Linked DNA regions of Homo sapiens: all the other regions are linked to region 1. Evidence: chromatin loops called from intact Hi-C (ENCODE). Cell type or tissue: dorsolateral prefrontal cortex. All regions are shown on one strand.

Region 1 (5,000 bases):
TTTTCTCAGTCATTTTCACAGTAAATTTTTTTAGGGTCTAGTGGACACCTCTTCCACACTCTCCTCCTGATAGCTGAACAACACTGTAGGTTCACCCAGGACTTAAGAATACCAGAATTTGTTTCTCCCTCCATTGGTTTCAAAGACACCAATTAGATACTAAATCAGATATGGTTAGATATGATCTGTAGATGGGTTTTATAGCTCACAGTGTTTACAACTTTAAAAGATTAGCTGCCGGTACTTAAAAATTGTGCATATAAGTTTGGATTTGCAGCTTCTCTTGGAAAACTGAAAGAGCTGATAACCCTGGGCCTCATTTCTATGTGGCAATACTTGCCTGATACTGAGTGACAGCTGGCCCTTTAGGAGGGCCAGGTGCCACAGAGATCCTCATAGTCCCCACCTGGGACCTCTTCACTTACCTGAGTTTCCCGATGAAGGTACACAGAAATTGAAGCTTTCTCAGCATCTGTCTCTTCCTGATTCTCTGCAGTTTTCCAAGCCCCAGCTGTCAGAAGCCCCCTGATACCTTGAGCTGCTCAGCAGATCTTCCCTAAGAGCTGCCTGTAGGGGTAAGAACCAGATGCCATAGCAGTAATGGCCAGTGAATTCAGCCCAGAGCAGTGCACAATTCCCTTGGTTCCTGTCAGGAATTTAAGGCAATGCCTGAGCTTCCCCTGACTTGGTTCCCCAACTTGCCTTTCTGCTTGGGCCCTTGTTAAACTGACAGTCCACCCCTTGTTCATTCCTATGAGGTGTACAGATTCTCAGAGGTGGCTGCAACCTTCTATTCCTTGATAGCCCTCTCCTGGTTTGGACCCTAGGCTTCCTGCTTACCTGTAGCCTCCGCTTACAGCCTGGAACTTACCTCCTTCGACTGCCACAGCTCAGGGCTTTCAAGTGGGCATGGTGTTGCATCAAGTTGTTAATTGGCTTACATTTTGTTATTTATTTGCACAGGGTAAATATGTAGCAGGGTCTTTTTTTTTTTGAGGCGGAGTCTCGCTCTGTCGCCCAGGCTGGAGTGCAGTGGCGCGATCTCTACTCACTGCAAGCTCTGCCTCCCGGGTTCACACCATTCTCCTGCCTCAGCCTCCCGAGTAGCTGGGACTACAGGCACCCGCCACCACACCTGGCTAATGTTTTTGTATTTTTTTTAAGTAGAGACGGGGTTTCACCGTGTTAGCCAGGATGGTCTCAATCTCCTGACCTTGTGATCCACCCGCCTCGGTCTCCCAAAGTGCTGGGATTACAGGTGTGAGGCACCACACCTGGGCTGTAGCAGGGTCTTTGCCTTAGGAGGCAGGATGATGAACTGACCAATGGGACACAACAGGTAGTCCAGAAACCAGAAAAACACCTATATAGCCACCTGATTTATGACAAAGGTGACACTACAGTATAGTGGTGAAAGGTTGTATTTTTTATTTTATTTATTTTTTTGAGATGGAGTTTTGCTCTTGTTGCCCAGGGTGGAGTGGAATGGCGCTATCTTGGCTCATTGCAACCTCCGCCTCTCGGGTTCAAGCTATTCTCCTGCCTCAGTCTCACAAGTAGCTGGGATTACAGGGGCACACTACCACACTCAGCTTATTTTGTATTTATAGTAGAGACGGGGTTTCTCCATGTTGGTCAGACTGGTCTCAAACTCCTGAGCTCAGGTGATCGGCCCGCCTTGGCCTCCCAAAATGCTGGGATTACAGGTGTGATCCACTGTGCTTGACCAGGTTGTTTTTTTAAAATAACAGTGTTGGGTGTATTGTATATCTACATATAAAAAGTCTGTCTTTATCTCTGCCTCACACATACACCAAACTCAATTCCAGGTGAATTGCAGATCTAAAACAAGTAGGACTCTGAAAGAATACATAGGAGGAATCTTCAGGAGCCTGCAGTACTGCTTGTTTATTTAGTTCACTTTTTAAGTCATTCCACACAAAGGAGGATTGAAAGCCTACCATATATTGGGCTTCGTGCTGGGCAGCAGTGATACAAGAGTGAACAGTTTAGTTGCCCTCCAAGAGGATGCAGTTTAGTTGGGGAAAGACACAAGAAGCAAATGAGTACAACAAAGGGTGATGAACCCCCTAACAGTATATTAAGGGAGCCCAGAGGCAAGGTGAAGTAGGGTGAGGGAAGACTTTCACCCTAGTGCATGAGGGAGGAGTTAGCTGGGAGGAGTGGGGATAAGGGCACGTCTGGCAGAGAAACCAGCATGTGCAAAGGCAAGGAAGAACCGGGCACACAGATTGCTACCCATTTCTTAAAAAGGTGTAGAAACTCTCTTGAATTATATGCTGGCTTCTTGCTGAGAAGTATCACGTGTCAGTTTAGCACATATGTCACAACATGTGATGTCAATGATGGGTATTGTTATCCCAGTTTTACTGATGGGAAAGTGGATTTGGGGCACTTGGATGACTTATCCAAGTCCATCCAGCTCTCTAGTTGAGATGGTGGAATTAGAACTCATGTCTTTGGATCCCTACTTTTGTATTCTTTCCATTATGCCATGTGGCTGCTAGGTCAGCCCAAATCACGCCTTTGGAACATCATAGAGCCGAAGGCTTTAAGGGGAGTAGGAAGGACGCTCACACAATCTCTGGCTAGGTTTACAATTGGCCAGGTTAATGCCTTCAGGCTGCCCAGCATACATAAAGCTAAGGGACCAGCAAAGGGAAGGTTATATGAATGTGGTTACAAAGGGTCCAGGTCACAGATGTGCTGAGTCAAAAGTGTCTATTTTACACTATATGACTCTAAATGGAGGGGGGTGGTCCTGAAAGGAAACGCATACTTGGACGCCATGCCCAACATCTGCCACTAGGTGGAGCTCAGATGCAGGCATAAACCCTCAGTTTAAGGGTTTGGCAGAGGCTGCATTAGCACAGAGGGTAGGTGACTGTGCTCACATCTCTAACAGAAACCAGGATGGAGGCAGGAGGCCTTGGACACAAGCAGGATGACAATCCCACTTGCAGGCCTGCTAAGATCTGCCTAGGTCCATTTGCAAATCCTGGGCTGAATGTCATTGTTGGCTCCATGAGGTCTCTGTGCCCTGAAACCATCAGGGAAGCTGGAATTAGGAGCCTGGGCTCTTACCTTTGCTTTGCCTGCATTTATCTGTGGGGGTACACAAACAGCTGTATTTGGACTTTGAAATGATTATGGTACCTCACCTTTTTCCCACATGTGTAAAACACAACACTGGCCCTACAAGACCCCAAAACATGCATGATGCCAACTGGCAAGGAAGCATCTTTCTAAATTTCCTTGTGGCAAAATTCTGCTTGGGCTCATCAGACCTATTCTCTTTTTCTCCTTTCCTGGTGCCCTGTTTTGATATCCATTGGGAAATCCATGTGAATGACTAGCAAATCTCTTGTCATTTCACAATGTCAGTGTTTTCATGTTGTGATGTGGGGACAGCTTGTGCCTTGTAGGGCTGCTGTGAGCAACACATGTAAGAACAGAATCAAGAGGGCTTTGCAAACTGGGAAGTGCTCTATATGCTTATTGCAGCTCCACTTGTGGTGCCAAGTCCTCTGTTGTGCTATTTATGCCTCCTCCTCCTCCTAGACAGCATTTTTCATGTGCGAGGCATGGTTCTAAGTATTTTGTCATTCAGAAATCTTCCCATATCCTGTAAGGCAGGTGCTTCTATATCTCTTGCAGGCTAGTTTGTGGCAAAGGGGGCTTGAAATGGAGGTTCGTTGCTTCAAACTTTGAAATCAGGGGCCTCACTACTACCCACAGATGGCCTCTCCTGCTCAAAGACATGTTGCTGCAATGGAAATCCATGTGCCTTACTTTCCACATTTTCATTTGTTACCAGATGGAGGCTTAAAAGTAGTTCTCCCTGTGGTTCTCACCTCCCTTTGTATTCGCCTCCAGCCTCAAGGCCCTTGCTTGGGCCCAGCTGTTCTCCACGCCCCATCTACTTCTCTCTTCTGGGATGGAGCAGAAGAGAGGAGGAAGATTGAGGGGACCTGGGAGAGCAGAATGGGTGAGCCCTACTCTGTGTGTCCTGCTGCAGGGAGGGTGGGTGTTGCCTTTGCAGGGATGAGGAAAAAGTAAGGGGTCCCTCCACTCCTAAGCACCATTAACCTTCTGTTAAGCATAGGGACACCTCCAGGATATAGTTGTCATTGATCCATTTGGGTGCTGTTGGTTGAAGTCACACTGGGCATGGCGAATTAGAAAATGCAAGACACTTTTCTTCATGGTAGCAGCCTTCTCATTGCCTGAGGGTCATCACCTCCAACCTTGGGCCAGAAAGGAAGCTCGTGATGCACCCTCCCTCCCTTCTGTCAAAGGGCCAAAGGGTGTTCAGGAGCCTCCCAGGTCACAGAGCTTCATCCAGGAGCTGGGCAGGGAGCAAATGGCATTGGACCTGGGGCTTTTTCATTTTTTGTAATTTCATGAAGGGATGCCTGTTTTTACAAGGTTCATGGTTAGTGCTCAAATTCTAAATTGATGAGAATAGTAGGGGGCTGTGCAAAGGGGGAGGGGCAGGAGGTATGTTTTATAAATGTATCAAGCTATAGCACCAGCACTGAATGAAAAGAAGGAAGCCAGCTAGACAGAAAGAGCATTGGTTGTTAAGGTCCCCTTTGGTCCTAAGATCTGGGATTCAAAGACTGGATCTTATTCATTTGTTTTCATTGAGGTGTAAATGACTGACACATTGTTCTGCTGTCCTTATGGTTTACTCAAGAATGATAGACAAACTTCTCTGAGCCAGATTCTCCAGGCAGCTGTTCCAGGGGAAAACAAAAGCAACTGCAGCTCTGTGAGGAGCCCTCCTGTAGCTCCCAGCTACATACAGGAATAACCTCTGCCAACCCTTCCAGGAGGAGGAAGCTCTAGTGGGTCAGACAAGCCAGGGTGGACCTGGATCCATAGCTCAGTGACACCTCCTTGGGCCTGTCACCCCACCCCGGGCCCCATCGGCACCTCTGGCCAAATCACACTGGAATGATACAGTTGGCTCCTTT
Region 2 (5,000 bases), 1.5 Mb after region 1:
TTGTTGAGCAACAAACTGGCATGCCCAAGTGGAATGCGCCACATTCAGTTGCCCTTTAGCCTCACGTCGGACACCCTGTTTCCAAACACGGCTGAGTCGGCTGGATTGGCTGTCTCTGTGCGACTGCTTCTTTGGGGGTATGTGTCACCGGGGCTGGTGCATGTATGTGTGAGTAGATGGTAACTCGGTACGTGACACCAGGCTATGTGGAACTCAACTGTGTAATTTTGTGTCCGTTTTCTTAGAAAGCGTTTCTTCTGTTGGTAATTAAGGCCATGGAATTCTAGAGAACTCCCCAGTGTTGGTTTTCGTTCCTGTCTCTGAAGCATAGTTAGTCTTTCCTTTCCCATCCTATGAGGGTTTCTCTGCTTGTCCTTCTCTCTTCTGGAGATCCCCTTTGCTGTTCACAGCAAGTGAGCTGTCCCTCAGTGGGGAGAGAGGCAGAAAAGGAAGACTTGGACCTATCCCTTGTCCCTTTGTGGCTGGGGTGTGAGCCAGGGTGGAGTCGGAGGTCTTGCTTCCATTTCTGCCACTGCTTAGCCTTGAGACTTCCCCCATGTCTCTGAACCTTGCAGGGCCACAGTTTCCCCTTCTGTCTTTTAGATCTGGGTCTCCTCATTTATGAAATGTGTTCCCAATCCTCATCCTGCACTGCCTGCTGGCTTGTGAGAGTAAATGAAAGGCAGTAATAGATACAAGTGCTTTGCGTTGTTCAGCAAACATTTATTGAACACTTACTAGTTACCAGGCAGGGTTCCGGGTGCTGGGCAAACAGCGGAAAGCGAATCAGCATCTGGAGGTGCTGTCGCTACATCCCGAGGCCTCTTGCATGGTGGGACCTGCCGCAGGCCAAGCACCCATCTCGAGTCTGCTGCTGGTTTGCTCTGTGACATTTGGCCACCTCCTCAGCTTGAACACAGTGTCCTTTTCCATTCAATGAGGAGGTTGCGCCAGTAGTTTTTAGCTCTAATGTCCTCTTTGTAATTTGTGGAATCACAACTTTTGTGGTATGGAAAGTAATTACTAAGACTGAATCTCTGAAGATGTTCAGCTAAAGCTGTAAACTGCATAGTCCCTTGATAGAGAGGAATTTTCTAGAAGGTTGTCTGTCAGATACCACTTACAAAGTATCACATACATCTCCAGCACCAGTGTGGCCTATGTATGAGTCTTTATTCCTGCCCTTTAATCCTTATAATTTTAAGAAAATGGAATTGTTTCCAAGTCTGTACAGAATGGTTTCCAAGTGGCTGAGTAGGTGAGGAGTGTTGTCTTGTGAAGTCATTAAAACATTGCTGTGGGTTTGCAGTCACTGCCATGGGTAATGTGTCATGAGAGAGGGTTATTGCCTCTAGCCAGAGCGCCTGCCTCCCCAAGCATAGCCAGGGGTCATGCTCTGCACCCACCTCTCTGATGGCCAAGTGGAAAGTTGGTGGGTAAAGAAATGGAGTGGGAGAGGGACAGGGAGGAAAAAAATAAAAAAGATGGACCTCTGTATGGTGGCCACTATTTGATGAGCGAAGGTCCCTTTTCTTGTTCTTTGTCACCTTTAATGTGGTCTGTAGCATTCTCTGAAGTCCCAGAGTGTGGCGCCAGGATGGAAGTCCCAGTGTGCAGACTGGAGGCATGCATGTTTAATCTGGCCCTCAGTATTCAACATTTAGAAATCAGGGACTCTCATAAAAATACAGATCCCTGGTCTCTTGGGTGGAGTCAGCATGTCAAGGACTGGGGGCGTCACCGGGAAGTGCTGTGAGTGGCGGCTGCCCCCCAGACACAGCCCTCAGAATGTGCAACTCTTGCTCTCACCGCTCAGAGAAATTTAGGGTATGAAGAAAGCTTTTCTGCAGCCACTTACCTTTGTTCTACAGAGGAAGAAACTGAGTCCCAGGCATATGAACATGTGATTTGCCAGAGTGATAGGACGAAGTTGAGGGGGCAGAACCGAGGCTGGGCGTCCTTTCTCCAAACTCTTGAAACTGTGCTCCTGGCCGGCACCCAGGGCCTCTCGGCTTCCAGCAGGTGGCAGTTGTGGTGCTGGTTTCCTGCCATTGCCTCTTTCTGGCATTCCTTTCCTCCCTCTCCTGTTCTTCTCTCCTCCTTTGCTTTTGCTTGAGCTTTCTCTCACTAGGTTTTTCCTCTTTCTCTCTCCTGTCTTTTATTCTTCCCTCTCCCCTTGCTGTTTTCTCAGATCTCCTGCCAACTGGGTGAGTGTCTAGGGCTACTTTCCTTCTAGACAGCTCTTCTGCACACTCTGCTCACCTTGCAGCTACTCAGGTCCCTGTTCTCCTGGGCTTAGAGCCCTCAAGCTCCAGCGTGCAGGCACGAGGCCCAGAAACCCTGTTGGAATGATCGCACTCCCTCTCTGGAGGTGGCCACCACTCAGAGCATTTAACTCCTCTGTGGAGGAGGAGGTCCCTTGATCCTAGATAGGCTGACTTCTTCTGAGAGTCCACATATCTGTATTTCTTCTTTTCTTTTTTTTTTTTGAGACTGAGTCTAGCTCTGTCATCAGGCTGGAATGCAGTGGCCTGATCTCGGCTCACTGCCCAACCTCTGCCTCCTGGGTTTAAGCGATTCTCCCGCCTCAGCCTCCCGAGTAGCTGGGATTACAGGCACGTGCTGCCACGCCCAGATAATTTTTGTATTTTTAGTAGAGACGGGGTTTCACCATGTTGGCCAAGATGGTCTCGATGTCCTGACCTTGTGATCCGCCCACCTTGGCCTCCCAAAGTGCTGTATTTTTATTGTTTTTAGAGGGAGTTTCACTCTGTCGCCCAGGCTGGAGTGCAGTGCTGCGATCTTGGCTCACTGCAACCTCCACCTCCCGGGTTCAAGCAGTTCTTCCTGCTTCAGCCTCCCAAGTAGCTGGGATTATAGGCGTCCACCATCACGCCCATCTAATTTTTTTTTTTTGTATTTTTAGTAGAAACGGAGTTTCACCATGTTGGCCAGGCTGGTTTTGAACTCCTGACCTCAAGTGATCTGCCCGCCTCGGCCTCCCAAAGTGCTGGGATTATAGGTGTGAGCCACTGCGCCCCGCTGAGATCTGTATTTACATGAGGTTCTCTGAGTGTTAAATGTTGGACACTAATTTAGAGCTATTGCCTTTGCTGTAAAATGTAAGCATTGCCTCAGGCACCTGGCAGGTTTTGTGAAGCTGGCATGTCACCTGAGAATCAGTGCAAATCCCTAGACGGAGGAGTCTCCTCCTAGCCGCTCTCTGCAGGTGAGGATCTAGCCCCAGTCAGGTGGAGAATGGACACAGCTGCTTCTGCAGCTCTGCACCTTCCAGGTGCCAAGCAGGCTCCAGCACACTTTCTTCACTCCCTGGTGGCCCTAACTGAAGCCCACATCCTGGGTAGGAGGGTCCATTCCAAATCTTACGCCTTGGGAAAAACCTAGGAAGGGTTATACCTCTGAAGAGGTAAAGAGTCCTTTTAGGTTATTTTACTTTCAAAGTGATGTCATAAGAATGGTAGGTATTGGATTGACATCTGCTGAGCAATTGAGGGGACATTTACCATCCCATGGGACTTTCCTCTATGCTGGATAAAGACCTAGGGTGATACTGAGGTGGGTTTGAAAAGACCTTGACACTAGATGGCTCCACCTGCCTCATGTTGCAGGCTGGGCATGTGTCTGTCCTGGACAGGCAGGGGATTCACAGACTAGTCCTGCCACCGGCTGCTGCTCTCTCCTTCCCTTGTTCCATCACTCTTCTCACACTTACTGTTGCCTGGCAAAGTAGTAAGGGCTGGGCTGAAGGTAAGGTGGATAATTCAAAGCCTTTTCTCTTGAGGGGCTCACAATTAGTAGGGAAGAGCCACAGAGAATACACTTCTAACATCGTAGTGAAGTCATTTATGTACTGAGAACTGTGGAAGCCAGAGAAGAGAGGTTAAGGGAGGCTTTGCAATAGAGAGTGACATTTGAATGATATTTTAAGATGGAGTTTGCTAGGCAGTGAAGGGCATTCTAGGGAGCTAAAACAGCTGGTCTAAAAACTCAGATTTGTGAAAAAAATGTGTTTGGAAAATGGTGAGAAGTTGGTATGCCTTAAGTGAAGGGAAATTGGAGAAAATAGCAGAGGCTGGGCTTGATAAGAAAGGCTGTTAGGGTGTTGAGTTAGCTGCTTTAACAGAGACCAAAGTAATTGGAACTGTAGCCTCAATAAGGTAGTTGTTTATTTCTTTTACTTTTAAAAGTTCAAGTGGAAGGAGGTCCAGGGTGTTTCAGGCAGCTGAGGTAGCTCTGGTCATTTCCTGGGCATTGCCTTTACTAATTTAGCTAAGCATGGCTCCAGCACCAGGCCAACTCTGCAACTGGACAGACGGAAAGGGCATGACTTGGAAGTTCTGTTACATCCTGTTAACCAGGCATGTGGATACACCTTACTGCAGGGAAAGCTGGGAAACACAGTTTTTAGCTGGTTGGCCGTGGGCCCAGCCACATCTTGGGGGTTGCATGACCAAAAGGAAGAAGTGGCAATTGCATACTGGGAAACACTCAGTAGCCTCTCCTGTAGAAACGTAGAGGCAGAATGATGAAGCACTTTATAGGGAGCTGGGAGGTTTTTAAAGAGCAATAGTATGATTTAAAAAGCTCTTTGAGAGAATGAGATGGGAGGGTCATTTGAGGTCAGGAGTTCGAGACTAGCCTGGTCACCACAGTGAGATTCCATCTCTATTTAAAACAAAAAATAAAAAAATAAATAAATAAAAAGCTCTTTTCCAGAAATGGCACCAGCCACAATGTGGCCGGCCACCATGGGGCATTACAGTAACTGGGCAAGGAGGCGATGCCGAGGGGTAAGCCTCTCCTTATGGTTGAGCCTGGCCTTTTGATGGTTTGACAGGCTGGGGGTTGGTGGGATTTTGGGCTGTTGTTATTGCATATCTACCTGAAGCCATGGACCTTTGGGCTTTGGGATTGGTCAGGAAATTGATGCCCTTCATTTGTGACTTATTTGAGAACACATTTTGACTTGTTTACATTAG
Region 3 (5,000 bases), 1.3 Mb after region 1:
TGCCCAAGCTGGAGTGCAATAGCATGATAATAGCCCACTACAGCCTCAACCTCCCAGGGTCATGTCTCAGCCTCCTGAGTAGCTGGGACCACAGACGTGCACCACCACACCAAACTCTATTTTTTCTAGAGACAGGGTCTCCTTATGTTGCCCAGGCTGGTCTCAAACTCCTAGGCTCAAGTTATCCTCCCACCTCAGCCTCCCAAAGTACTGGGATTACAGCCGTGAGTCACCACGCCCAGCTGATAATAAAGAAATTTAATGAATGGGTTAACCTAAAATGTCTGTTAATACTCCTTTTGGCCAGGAGTGGTGGCTCATGCCTGTAATCCCAGCACTTTGGGAGGCTGAGGCGGATGGATTATTTGAGGTCAAGAGTTCGTGATCAGCCTGGCCAACATGGTGAAACCCCATCTCTACTAAAAATACAAAATAAATTAGCTGGGCGTGGTAGTGCATGCCTGTAATCCCAGCTACTCGGGAGGCTGAGGCAGGAGAATCGTTTGAACCTGGGTGACAGAGGTTGCAGTGAGCCAAGATCACGCCACTGCAATCCAGCCTGGGCAACAGAGTGAGACTCAGTCACAAAAAAAATTCCTTTCAGTTTTAGAATTTGATGGGTCTATATTAAATTTCATAAAATATATCCACTGCACGCTTCAGACTAAATATATTGGCTTAATATCAGAAATGTTTTTTAAAATTATTACACATAGAAACCACAATGATTACAGAGTGGTAAATGTGTTATCTAGGAATATAAGCTTCAGATGGTTATATTTTTCAGTAAAAAAGATACAGATGTCAATAAATGCTTCTAAATGCATAAAGGAGATCATGACCAGTTATTTTCTGTAGCTGTTGATGACAGAATAAGATGAAAGAGATTTAAATTATATTACAAGGATAGTAAAATAGATTTTTGCTCCATTTTTTCTGTCTCTTTATAACAAATTATACCATCATATTCTTCTGACATTCTTTTAATCATTCATTAAACTCTCCAGCATTAACTGCCTAAAATACACATTACTTTGCTGGCTCGGCACTGTGGGGTACAAAGGTGAGTAACAAAATGAGGTTCTATGCCATTAAAATGCTTATAGGGGCCAGGTGCAGTGTCTCATGCCTGTAATCCCAATACTTTGGGGAAGCCAAGACAAATGGATCACTTGAGGCCAGGAGTTCAAGACCAGCCTGACCAACATGATGAAACCGTGTCTCTACTAAAAATACAAAACTTAGCAGAGCATGGTGGCATGAACCTGTGGTCCAAGCTACTCGTGAAGCTGAGGCTGAGAATCTCTTCAACCCGGGAGGCAGAGGTTACAACGAGCCAAGATCACACCACTGCACTACAGCCTGGGCAACAGAGCGAGACTCTATCGCAAAAAAATAAATAAGTAAGTAAAATAAAATAAGATGCTTATAGGGTCTGCAACCACAATTTTTCCTGTTCACTGAGAGTAAACCTAATAGAGAATTTAGGATTCATCTTACACTTGAAATTTTGTTACTGATTATTGAAAAATTATCTACAAGCACCCAATTGTGAGTTTTACAGAAAACTGGTCTCAAGAGTTATGAACCAAAGATTCACTCCACGGGGTTCCCAGATCCCCTAAAATCATGTGCTAGGTGTTGACTTTATTTTTCTGGAGAGACTATAATGGTTTTCATTCATCTTATTCATCTCAAATGGTAAAAATCACCAGTGGAATGGAGCCACACATCCTGTAGCAGAAACTTCTAAAAAAAAAAAAAAAAAAAAAAAAAACAGGAAAAAGATGAAACATGGTACCATGTACCTGCTCAGCCTCCACAGATCCTGCTTTTGGAAACTGAAACATAAATTCTTAAAACTTGCACAACTTTTTTTCTGGTGCTTGAATGACCTCTAGTGGCTACTTAAATTATCACAGCCAATTGCTCACAGCAGGAATTAGGTTGGTGCAAAAGTAATTACAGTTTTTGCCATTAAAAGTAATGAAATAAAGAACTAAAAAGTGTTGAGAAATAACAAAATTAAGATGGCATCACAAAGGAGCACCTAGCTCAATTTCAAGTTATTATACAAGCTCTCTATTATCCAACCAAATGTAGTTCACAATACAGTGTAATTCAAAATAGTTCACCAGATAGTTCAGTACACGCCATTTTTTTTAATCAAATAAGTATGATTTTCCCTAAATTCTTGCATTTCGAACTAATAAAGCATCAGCAAATACCCATGAAGAGAACAGTACTGGAATAAAAGATACAAGAACCTCGGGAATTAACATCCACCCTTTCCTCTCAGTTGAGGCAGCACCAGGAATACAATGTCAACAAAGTACAACAACTGGAGTAAGAGAAATACTTTGAGAATATAAACTGGCCACAGAACTCAACCTGAGTGAGAACAGGTAACAAATATGGTTCAGGAACTGCTGGGCCAAACTCTCCAAGTGGGAGTACAGCAGCAGCAACAGCAAGTACCAGTAGAATGAGGCCATCACATCACCCAGGGTGACCAACAGGTCCCAGGTTACTTCACATGCCCTCTGCCCAGCCCCTTGACAATTCCTGCAGCAGCAAAACACACCATCTTCCAGGCACTGCCACACGGAGTCCCAAGAATGCTGATACAGTTTTATTTATTTTGAAATATTTGTCAGTATCTATACATACACAAGGCACTGTCTAGGCACTGGAGTGGAGTGTTGAACAAGACAGTTCAAAATCCCGATTCCAATGGAGCTTGTAGTCTAGTGTGGAAAGAGAAATAAATACATAAAATGCCAGGTGGTGATACATGCTGTGAAAAAGATAAAGTAGAACAATGGGGTTTGGAAATTACAGGGTGGTCGTAGTATTCTTTTCTATAAGTTGATCATCTCAATTCAGACTAGCTTTTCTTCAAGCACTCAATAGCCATAGTGGCTGGTGGCTACTATACTGGATAGTTCAACAAATCTGAAACTATCATCCATGCCTTTTTAGTTCATAATCTTTATCCTCTTTCTTTCTGAATCCTAAGAGAATTCATCCAACTGATCTTCAAATTCACTAACTCAGCTTCCTAAAGTATCCATCCTACTTAATACTTATTACTGCAACTACTGAATCATTTAATTCAACAGTCATATTTCACATATTCAGAGGCTCCTTCTTCACAGCTCCTGAGCAACCAATGCCTGCTCTGACGATGCAGGAACATCCTCTAAAATCTTGGCACTTTGTCTTGGACTTTAAGTTCTCTCCCATCTCCTACAGCTACTCCATCTCACTGGAGACCTTTTGCTCTGAGCCATCAGAAGGAACCCCCATTTTTGAGATCCTAAGCCTTCTCATCTTCCTGGTAATACTGCCCTAGATGCTCAATCTTTCAGACAAAAATCTACCTGACACATCTCTGAGAACCAAGCTGGGTACCATCAGTAATCATATAGGTCACAATTCATTTTTTTAGGCCCCCCAAAAAAGGAAAAATTTAGACTTTGTGGCATTTTACTAGTAACTCAGAGATCCAGCAGTTTGCAGGAAATAGAGATGGAATTGTAAGCAAGGGAAATACACTGAAATTAAATTAATCTCCACCCAGACACTATAAGGCCAGCTGGGATACTATCCCAGCAATTGGCTGCTGCAGTGAACAGCACAGAGAGAAAATGTTCCAATTCCTCTTAAGGCTCCAAATACCAGTTGGCTACTACAGTGGACAAGACAGACATAGAAATTTTTCCAATTTTTCTTAAAGCCCCAAATACCACACAACCAGCTTCAACTCTACAAAATCCCCTCTCCTTACCCCTTTTTTACTTCCTTCAGGAGCTCTTGCTGTTTCCCCTAAAAGCCTTGGTTCTTTTCACCTATGCTGACTCTTGAGCCTCTCCCAGTTCAAGGGATAAAACTCCATTACCAATTAAGTGTAACATACGTTAACGGAATAGGTAGAAAGTAATCTTTCATACGAAAACACTACATTCAAGGTGAAAGGCCAAAATAATTTGAATTTTGAATTGTAAGCTATGCTTTAACTAGGAAATACATTAGTCTGTTGGACAGACTATAAGAAAACTAGAAATGAAAAAAGCCTTATTCAAAAACAAATGAAATAATGATGAGTAGAGTTCATAAGCCTTGTTAACTCTGCTGTGCCATTTTAATGATGGACTACATTGTATATGTGCTGCTATGTTTAAGCCTAAAGGTCTGTTGAGGTAACAGTTTTAGAACGATTGCCACAATCCCACAGAGAAAAAACAAGTGAAGGTCGGTGAAAGCTGCAGGTTCTAAATTACAGAATCAAGAACAGTATTTCTTGACATTCATCACATTTAAGTAATAAAAGACATTACCTCAACAACAGGTGTATTTTCCTGGAGCTCAGCTGTGTGCGAAGCCAGTAAACCAATTACGTGAGCAACCTTGGCCCGTCTGTAAATGGAGAGAAAACAGGCTCTGAAAAGAAGAGTCGGGGACCGAGGAAACTAATCCCAGCTAGTTACATTATGCAATGATGAGCATTAGATATAAGACTGAGAAATAAAAATTGAATGTGACAGGTCAGGCCCACACTCCCACATGTACACAGCCCAGAGAAACTCTCCCTCGTATACTTAGGGAGACACGAACCGTAATGTCCGCTGCAATACTGCAACAGCGACAAAATTTAAACAAGTTGTGGTTTAATAGTAAAACGAAAAATAAAAATTTTAAAAATCTTTAACCAGAGAAAAGAGCAAAACAGTAATTAATCCTTTTATTGCTGAGTACAGAGGCATTTGGCTAAAGGTCTCTTTTCTACTTGTTAGTAGATCAATGAGTTTCTATGTAAGTAGTAAATAATATCTGAACAGTAACATATCTGTATGTATTCAGTGTAAAAGAAATTTTTACAATCAAGTTTTTAAATATTGTTATTTGCATAAACACTAGTTTTAATGAGGTGTTCCTTTAGTATCCAGCAGAAAACTGAAGTGGATAAATTACTATTAAATGACATTCAATGTGATTTG

What was found. Hi-C counts contacts between places; a loop is a spot of excess contacts. Peaks named below come from ENCODE experiments on the same cell type or tissue, not always from the same donor. Only the 100,000 strongest peaks of a DNase experiment are listed, where the experiment ranks them.
Region 2: it touches region 1 in a loop (2.8-fold over the local background); 7 of 110 quality-filtered maps call a loop at or near these places.
Region 3: it touches region 1 in a loop (12-fold over the local background); 105 of 110 quality-filtered maps call a loop at or near these places.

The regions. Positions count from the first base shown.
Region 1 is chr3:40,577,873-40,582,872 of GRCh38, forward strand. No RefSeq gene overlaps it. Among named protein-coding and RNA genes, the nearest start is that of ZNF621, 55 kb to the left of the region's middle. In dorsolateral prefrontal cortex, CTCF peaks have their summits at 2,824 (motif pointing right) and 3,027; a DNase peak (open chromatin) is centred at 2,849; H3K27ac peaks cover 2,172 bases.
Region 2 is chr3:42,115,348-42,120,347 of GRCh38, forward strand. All of the region lies in intron 1 of TRAK1 (trafficking kinesin protein 1), which reads left to right. Among named protein-coding and RNA genes, the nearest start is that of TRAK1, 26 kb to the left of the region's middle. RefSeq lists an enhancer at 3,765-3,854. In dorsolateral prefrontal cortex, CTCF peaks have their summits at 2,016 (motif pointing right), 3,595 (motif pointing right) and 3,796; DNase peaks (open chromatin) are centred at 2,004, 2,324 and 3,654; H3K27ac peaks cover 2,456 bases.
Region 3 is chr3:41,879,534-41,884,533 of GRCh38, forward strand. ULK4 (unc-51 like kinase 4) reads right to left here. Exons shown (of 37, transcript NM_017886.4): 17 at 4,341-4,419. Among named protein-coding and RNA genes, the nearest start is that of ULK4, 80 kb to the right of the region's middle. In dorsolateral prefrontal cortex, a CTCF peak has its summit at 1,911 (motif pointing left); no DNase peak of the experiment used is centred here.